Linked DNA regions of Homo sapiens: region 2 is linked to region 1. Evidence: chromatin loops called from intact Hi-C (ENCODE). Cell type or tissue: IMR-90. All regions are shown on one strand. Links, peaks and the distances in the headings refer to the core of each region. The heading gives the core; the rest is flanking DNA. Region 1 overlaps ANLN (anillin, actin binding protein). Region 2 overlaps AOAH (acyloxyacyl hydrolase).

Region 1 (4,400 bases), core at 335-4,334:
GGCGTTTGTCCTTAGGGATGCTAGCTATATGCTAAAGGTAGGCAAGGCAGTAGTGCTGGATAGAAACAGGGCTCCAGAATAGGCAACTAATAACATCTGGTTTTGTTCCACGGAAGCACTTCCACTTAAACAGGGTAAGTAGAAGCTAAGAGTTTTTCCCCCACTATTTTTTAGTTATAGTCATAACAGAGCCCTAATCTATATAGAAGCCCTCACTTTTAATTTAAAAAAAAAAACAACAAACAAAAAGGCCAGGCGCAGTGGCTCACACCTGTAATCCCAGCACTTTGGGAGGCCGAGGCGGGCGGATCACGAGGTCAGGAGATCGAGACCGTCCTGGCTAACACAGTGAAATCCCATCTCTACTAAAAATACAAAAATTAGCCAGGCGTGGCGGTGAGCATCTGTAGTCTCAGCTACTCAGGAGGCTGAGGCAGGAGAATGGCGTGAACCCGGGAGATGGAGCTTACAGTGAGCCAAGATCACGTCACTGCATTCCAGCCTGGGTGACAGAGTGAGACTCCGTCTCAAAAAAATATATAAAAATATAAATAAATAAAAATTAAAAAAAACAACATTCATCTGGGAACTTCTGTGTTAAAGAACAAAGCAAGGTAAAAACATAACAATGCTGTAGATCAGGGAAACCTTTTCTATAAGGGCCAGAGAGTAAATATTTTAGACTTTGGGCCATACGGTCCCTGCCACAGCTACTCAGCTCAGCTGCTGTGGCACAGAAGCAGTCACAGATGCTAAGTAAGCAGATCAGCCTATGTTCCAATCAAAGACTATAAAAACAGTCAGTGAGGGCTGCTGTGCTGCCCTCTGATACAGATGATCCAAAGGCATCTTTGCGTTTGATTTTAGATTACCTTCATATTCCAACTTTACTTCTCTGATTGTTGAGAAGCTAAGAATAAACTAGTATTACTTGGTTGTTGCTGTGAGGAACCATTCTAAGCATATCTTTAAATTATCTCAACTACTCCTCTAAGTATTTTTAAATTATCTCAACTAGTCCTTACTCCAACCCTATGACAATAGGATATACACTCTTCTCAATTCACTGTTTTATGTAAATTTCCCAAAAGGTGGCTTGAATCAAGAGTCTAATTTCTGGCCATGACGTGTGGGAGCAAATGTTACCAAGCTAGATTGACACCTCAGATTAATTGGCTTGCTCCAACCATATGCTCTCCTGCCTCACCTTTTTCCTCCTCCCCTAATCCTTCCATTTTCCTCCCAAAGCAGCCTTTTTCTAGGCAACACTGCTTACAGCTCCCCAAGGAAGAAAGAAAGGAATGTCGTTATTTCAATCTCAAGCATGAAAGTTAACACAAATCACTCACCAGCTCCCTCCTGTGTTAACGTTCACCTTTTACATCATAAAGGTAATAAACAGACAAGGTAACTTTTGATAAACAAGATTAACACCAGCTATTATGACATCATACTATAATCAGAGAGGAATAAGAAAAGGACGGCCTTTTCATTTCTATAGCTGAGGAAACAGAGGGCCAAGGAAATTAAGTGACATCACACAGACCACAAAAATTGAACCTTCTGGCTGCCAATCCAGAGCGCCTGCCTCTTGCTGCTCCTCAGTGGAGGCAGAGCTAGCCCGGCACCCTGTCAGAACCACTTACCTGTCTCTTTGGTTGGAGTCGCCCTCCTCCAGGGCAGCCCTGGCACATCAGGAAAGGAAGCTGAGCTGAGGAGCTTACATTTCCATTACTACCTCTAATTTTTTATAGGGGGTAGAGGCAATTAAAATGCAATGTTTAGGCAGAGGACAGAAGTTATGTCGGGGAATCCAGAGCTCTTTCTTACTACATTTTTGTAAGTGTGAATGTGAGAAGAATGGGCTACAGGATTCAAGACAGAGTAAACTTGAAGAGATCTAACAAGCTCGTTAAGAGCCCATCTAAAAAACTAATTAGGTGAGACGTTATATGCAAATGGACCAGCTATCTTAACAGAGCCTATCCATTGCTAAAGGCATCAACAATAAAATATAAAAATGTTTACATGAAAAGAAAAGGTCATTAGGCAAATACTGCCTTCAAGTCAGAAATTTACACTCTTCCAAGACTATCTAGTGCCACCTGCTGGATTTATATGTGATAAAACCTAATAAGGAAGGAAAAAATACTGTTAATAAGTAGCAATTCCCAATCCTTGGGAAGTTGGCTACAGTTACTTAGACCACCGGGCTTTCCTTAATATCTAGCTCTTCTTTCTGAACCTTTGACAGCAGTTACAAACTGACTTGTAACATCCCTTGCATCATTCAAGTTCTTGCTTCACAGAGAACACCAAAGCAAGTGGATTTTCTCTACTTCTTGTACCATACTCACAATCTTCTATGCATTCTACACACATACTTTCCTCCTCTGATAATGAGAAAACTGTAAATTCTGTATCAAATAAATCCTGTGAATTGTGGCTTGGGCTTAATTCTTCCCATTCTCATGACCTTGCTCTATGAATTACCCCATAAGCCCTAGATCAGGTCCTCCATGGCCTCTATCTTCAATCTCTTTGGCCCTATTAGAAGCTACCCATCTACATTTAAAGCCGCTTACGTCTCTCCCATCTTAACAAAATGTTGACAAAATCCTCCTTTCACCCTACATACCTCTGCAAGCACAACACTCTTCTCTCCTTACTCCTTCACTGCCAAAGTGTTTCCAAGAGTTTCCAAGCTCCTGTGCTCATTCCTCATCTCCCACTCACTCTGGACCCATTTGCAGTCTAGCATCTGCCCTCACCTGCGCCAGAATGATCACCCAATAATAAGTCCAACAGTCCTAACAGAATCTGATCTAACTCAACCACTCCCTCCTTTCAATGTTCTCTTCTATTGACAACCATGATGCTAGATTCTCCGTTTCTCTCCCTGCAGTCTCCTCTGAGGCTTCCCTCCTTCCATCCGTCCTTTCAATGCTGGCACTCCTCCAGTGAGTTGGCTCTGCTTCCCTCACTTGCCCTGGGCTTCCCCATGCTGCAGATATCCACATCTTTACCTCTACTAAATGTCTGTCTTGAGCTCCAAACCCAGAACTTTCACACATGTTTCCAGGCATCTAAAATTCAAATCACGTAAAACTTAACTCATTAAAATTTCCCACATTGGTGGGAACTGACTAGTCTTCTTCGGGTTGTCATTCTCCAATCTGCTTTCCACATTGGTCAGAATGATTTTCTCAATCCCAAGTTGGATAATTTCCTCTGCTTAAAATCCTGTAAGAGTAACTCGCTGACTCTAGGATAAAGTCCAAATTCTTTAAAAGGCCCTTGAACTCTTGCCCCATTTCCCCTAACCACACTTTCCTCCTCATTCCCCACCCACCAATCACATGCATGCCCTCAAACTCTAAGCTCTAGCTATCCTGAAATACCTTCCACTGTCTGCATGTGTCATTCTTCTTTTCTTTGGGTAGGAGTGACAAAGAAGGGCCCTTCAAGCCACTGTACATTCTCCCCCTATCTGGAGCACTTCTCATCTTTCTCTCAGATTAACTTACTCAGTTTAGAAATTACTTCTCTCAGCAGTTCCCTTTATCCCACCCCACACACAGTCAAGACCTGGTGTCCCACCAATTGACACCGATGCACCCTGTTTTCTCCTATTAGAGTATTATATTGTGCTTGTCTGTTCGTTTGTATTTCTCTCTTCTAAACTAAAAACTCATGAGCAGAGGAATTATTTTTTGTGGTCTTTTACATTCCAATGGCAGCACAGTGATTGGCATATAAAGGACATAAAACAAATCTTTACTGAACCAACTTATTACTTAATCACAAAGGATTTCATTCCTATGGGAAACAAGTCTGTATTTCACAAAATGGAAAAAAGGAAGTTAAAGACTAAGTGATGTTACTTACTAGAAAACCTCTTTCTTCAACACTGGAATTCACTTGACATTTTATTTTTAAATAAATATGACCTTCCAAAGAAGATAAAAAGGGGACCTGCAAAGAAAACAGGTAAATTATTTGCAAAACAGGTTCAAAGTGTGATTTTTCTTGATAAATCATGTATAAATCATGAACAGAGACTATTACAACTTGAAAACAGAGCATTTTCTAAAGTTGGAGTATAAAAGACATGGCCAAAAAGCCATTGGTTCCTTACCAACAAATACTTTTGAAGAATAAATTCATTTAAGGTAAAGCTTGACAAAACCAAAAGCCCTAAGTCTCAAGTTAATGTGAGAAAGAAAACAGACGACAATATTTGGGTTTATCTATTCTCCATCAACAGGAGAATATACTCAATAAGAGACTGATAAACCAACCTGTAAATTCACACCACACAATACCACCCAGCAATAAAGAACAATAAACTGCAGATATGGAAAAGCCAGTCCTTGAATTCATATGTAATTGCAAGAGAC
Region 2 (4,400 bases), core at 280-4,279, 210 kb before region 1:
TGTGTACGCACACACGCACAGGGATGCATGCACGTGACTGGCTCTCCCTTGAGCCCTCCCCAACCCTCCCACCATGTCCAAAACCATGATTCTAACACCACAGCTCACAAATTGAAAACCGAATGCAACTTATTCGTGTGTATCCAGTGGTTCTTTAAAGCTCTATTTTTTGGATCAGAATGTTACATTGCATGAGCCCCTGCTTGAGCCAGAAGCATCCTGGAGCCTCCTTAGCTTTAAGCCACTCCCGTTTGGGTCCCTGAACTTGAGATCTCCAGGCAGACCTCGTAGCTTTGAACTGACTCCTTTCCTAACCACAGCAGTGCTGGAGGAACATGCTGCATTTACCAACATCTCCAAGGCACACTCAAGACTTACTTCAGCCACTTTGATCTACATTAAAAGAGAATCATATTCAGAATGTAAGCCCTGTGTGGAGAGAGGTTCTCCTTATTTCCCTGGGGCCTCCTGAACTGCTGGGTGGCAGGGAGACCTGCTGCCTTAGGAAAGCAACCCAGACTTTGAAACAGCTTTTCCCACAGTGAGTTGCATTTCTACAAGAACCAAAAGCTCTCTGATGCTGAGTGTGGGGGAGGGTGTGTATGCACAGGGAATCATATTTCCCTGGAATCCAAACTACCAGGAAAGTGACATAAATGGGTTTGGCAAGAAGTAAATTTTCACTCTTTATATGAGAAAGTGACGCATGACAAATTATGTTTCGCCTAAGCAATAAACAAGCTGACCTCAGGAATTCACTTTTATTTTTTAAACACTAGGTGTCAAATAAAATACCTGGCATCTCTTTTAGTAGACTGTCTCAGGTGGTAGTGTTTAGAAAAAGAATCACAGATAGACAGGAAATTGGACACTTCCTGAGATTCTGTAATCACTAAATTTCATTCTGCACAATCCAAAGAACCTGATGCTCATAATGCTGTTTTTAGCCCTATGAGCTCACAGCACACTGTCACATGTGTTATTGTCTAGTCTCCCCCAAACTCTGTTATTTCAAATAAACGTTTTTTGGTAATAATTTCAGATTTATAAAAAGTTGTGAGGATACTGCAAGAGAGTATACTGTTCACCCAAGTTTAATTCCCCACAATGTGAACACATTACTATTACTTAGTCAAAACTAAAGAAGTCAGTATTACTACTGTATATACCTTAGTAGCAAATCAAGTCCAGACTTTATTTGGATTACACATGCTTCTCCTCTAATGTCCTCTTCTGTTCCAGGATCTAGTCGAGGACACGCATTGCATTTCTTTTTCATGTCTCTTTAGTGTCCTCTGGTCTGTGACAGAGTCTTCATCTTTCCTTGTTTTTCATGACCTTGGCAGTTTTCAAGGATACAGGTTAAGTACGTCGGTAAAATGTTCCTCGAATTGGGATTTGTTTGATGTCTTCATCTTGGTTCGACAGTGTTAGGGGTTTTTGGAAAGAACACCACAGAGGTGAAGCACCCTTTTCATCACATCCTATCAGGGTTAAATGATGCCACATGGCATTGCTGGTGAGATCACCCTTCATCACTCGGTGAAAGGGTCATTTGCCAGGTTTCCCAACTGCAAAGTCACTATTTTCCCCCTTTTCCTTTACTCAGTTCTTTAGAAGTGAGTCTTTAAGTCCAGCCTGCACTCAGTGAGGCCAGGGAGGACCAAGCCCCTGCTCCCAGAACATGGAATATCTACACATATCTTTTGAAATTCTTCTATGTAAAAAACATCTCTCTCCTCCCTAATTTATTGAATTAGCCAATCATTTATTTATATTAGCACAGATTCATGTATACGTATTTTATACTTTGAGTTATAATTCAAATATACACTATTTTATTGCACAAATTTTTCCAGTTTTCCAGTTTTGCTACCATTGGAAGCTTAGGGTGGCTCCTGTGTCCTTTTGACATGCCTCTGTCCTATTTTTTTTTTGTTCCATACTACTTTATGTTCTGGTACTACCAGATGATCCAGGCTCATCTTGTTATCTTATATTCTTCTGCCCCTGTCCTTGAATCAGCATGTCCCGAAGGAGACCTGGTTCCTTTTACTGGAAAATGGTATTTGGAAACCAAGATCTGGGTGCTAGGTATGCCCATTGCTACTGGGATGTCATTGCTTATTGGCCTTCTTAGGTCCTGGTCTTCTTTGTGGAGTGCTAAGTAAAGTATATGTGTATACAACCCATGTATACACAAATACCTACAATTGTTACTGTGTCTGTATGTGTGTCTCTGTGTGTGTGTATGTGGATGTGAGCTCATACTGATATCTCTAATTTTAACCCAGTATCACAGGTCAAACTCTATTTTATAGGTAAAATTATCAAACATATTTTGCAGTTGAGGCTTAAAGCCTTTACTCAAAGCTCATAAGTAGTGAGTGGAATCTGAACTCAACCCAGGGCCCTGGACTTTAGACCTCCAGCTCTTCACATCAGCACTGCCTGTGTTTAGCATAGATTCTGGAGCACATTCAGAATAGTCACTTCTCAGAGCCAGAGGGAATTAAAGGCAGCTTTAGTTTTAGTTTTCATAAAATATCATAAACAGCTTAATTTTCAAGAATCTTGCACAATATCCCAACTTTCTCAGTAACAATGAAACCACTGACATGTTCGCTTACTTAGTCATACCTCAACAAACATTTCTTGAACACTTACCATGTACCATCCCCACAGCCGGGTACCCTAATAAGTTATCTTTTTTTAACTATCCCAAGTCTGTAGGACAAATATGATTCTGTCATTTTATAAATAAGTCTACTGATACCTAGAGAACTGAGAGACTTTCCTGAAGTCCCATACTTTCTACAGAATAATTGTTTTTCTTTTTATCAGCCAACAAATATTTATGTAGAATAAATTAAGTAGAACAGTATTCCAGCACATATGGCATGCGATAGCAATGTAAATGGATATTCTAGCAGGAGGCTATAGACAAACAGTGAGGAAGAGAGAAGTGCTGTCACACAGGGTGCAAGGAGGAACAGAAACCCCAGCAGACGAGGGCTGAGCTGGTCCTGGAGGGAACAGGAGTGGAGGTGACTCCTTCAGGGTAGAGTAGAGTTCACCCAGCACACTCCACCTCGCCTGCGTCAGCCCCTTGTGCTGGGCCCTTTCCCTAGAACTCCCAGTTCCCTGCATGGCCAGCGCCTTGTTCCCCTGCTGGTTTAAGTACCCCCTCTCCAGGAAGACCCTCCCTGACCAACCTCTCTGAAGAAGGTCCCCTTTCCTGCTCTCTCACACCACTTTATTTCTTTGATACCGTCTGAACACAAGGACCGTGTCTTTCTTGCTCACCATCTTATTCCTGGACTGGCATAGTACCTGGCACATAGTAGGTGCTCTGTAAGATTTGTTTAGTAAAAAATAGGATGAGAACGGCAGTCCTGAACATACCTTACCTTCTCCCTTGTGAGGATGTATCTGGTCTCAGTGGACTATATGAGAGTTCAAAGCATTCGGCTTCTTTGAGAATGTGAAGCAGTTTTCAGAAATAAACATAGGGTTCATCCCAGGGCGCCTGCTCTGGTATTCCTGGGTAGGGTTTGAGCATCTGCATTTGCATAACGCTTTTGACGAGCACTGAAGGGTGAGAACTGTTGTGCTGGAGGCTGGCCTAAGCCTGAAAGCTGTCATTGACAAGTCTGAAAGCACTGTCCCTTCTCTTGCTTCTCACCTCCCACACATCCAAAACCATGCATCCCCACTTGCCCTCTAACTGCATCCTTTTCCCCAACCATTCCTTGATTTCTACCCCTTTTCTGATTGATTTATCAACTTAACCTCAGCTATTGGGTTTCCAGTCCCCAGCCCCCTAGGAATAAGGCCTCTTAGAAAGACAGAGAGAACTAGAAGTTTTAGACCCAAACTATTTGGAATTCATTCTTTTTCTACGGATTTTCTCAAAACAGTGTTCTTGTTACCAAGGGGTCCTTGCTCCCAGAGCTCCCAAGACGGTGGTGGGCCACTTCCAAGACGGTGGTGGGCCGCTTCCAAGACGGTGGTGGGCCGCTTCCAAGATGGCAGAAGCCACTTCCAAGATGGTGGCAAGCCTCATGTTCTCTGACCTGGGGTTCTTGGCCTCACGGATTCCAAGGAATGGAATCTTGGGCCATGCAGTGAGTGTTATAGCTCTATTAGAAACCATGGGTCACAGAAGAGAACCGTGGAACCCAGTGACTAGTGTTCAGCTCGATTAGGATGAATCCAGGCATTTAGCCATGCAGGAACAATGGTGAGTCTTTAGCCCAATGGAGAGCGGCAATGGGCGCCTCACTGGATCAGGAGCACAGCGGACACCCTGCCAGATCTGAAGAGATGGAAGTTAGCGGTAGGTCTGCCACGGCGGCAAACAGCAGTGGTGGACAGCAAGTGAAAGCTCAGCTCAAGTC

Evidence for each region. Peaks named below come from ENCODE experiments on the same cell type or tissue, not always from the same donor. Only the 100,000 strongest peaks of a DNase experiment are listed, where the experiment ranks them.
Region 2: it touches region 1 in a loop (2.8-fold over the local background); 1 of 110 quality-filtered maps calls a loop at or near these places.

The regions. Positions count from the first base shown.
Region 1 is chr7:36,438,779-36,443,178 of GRCh38, reverse strand. ANLN (anillin, actin binding protein) reads right to left here. Exons shown (of 24, transcript NM_018685.5): 21 at 3,889-3,975. Among named protein-coding and RNA genes, the nearest start is that of ANLN, 51 kb to the right of the region's middle. In IMR-90, for the core only: a CTCF peak has its summit at 2,104 (motif pointing left); no DNase peak of the experiment used is centred there.
Region 2 is chr7:36,649,734-36,654,133 of GRCh38, reverse strand. All of the region lies in intron 4 of AOAH (acyloxyacyl hydrolase), which reads left to right. Among named protein-coding and RNA genes, the nearest start is that of AOAH-IT1, 52 kb to the right of the region's middle. RefSeq lists an enhancer at 1-234. In IMR-90, for the core only: no CTCF peak of the experiment used is centred there; DNase peaks (open chromatin) are centred at 593 and 2,583; H3K27ac peaks cover 581 bases.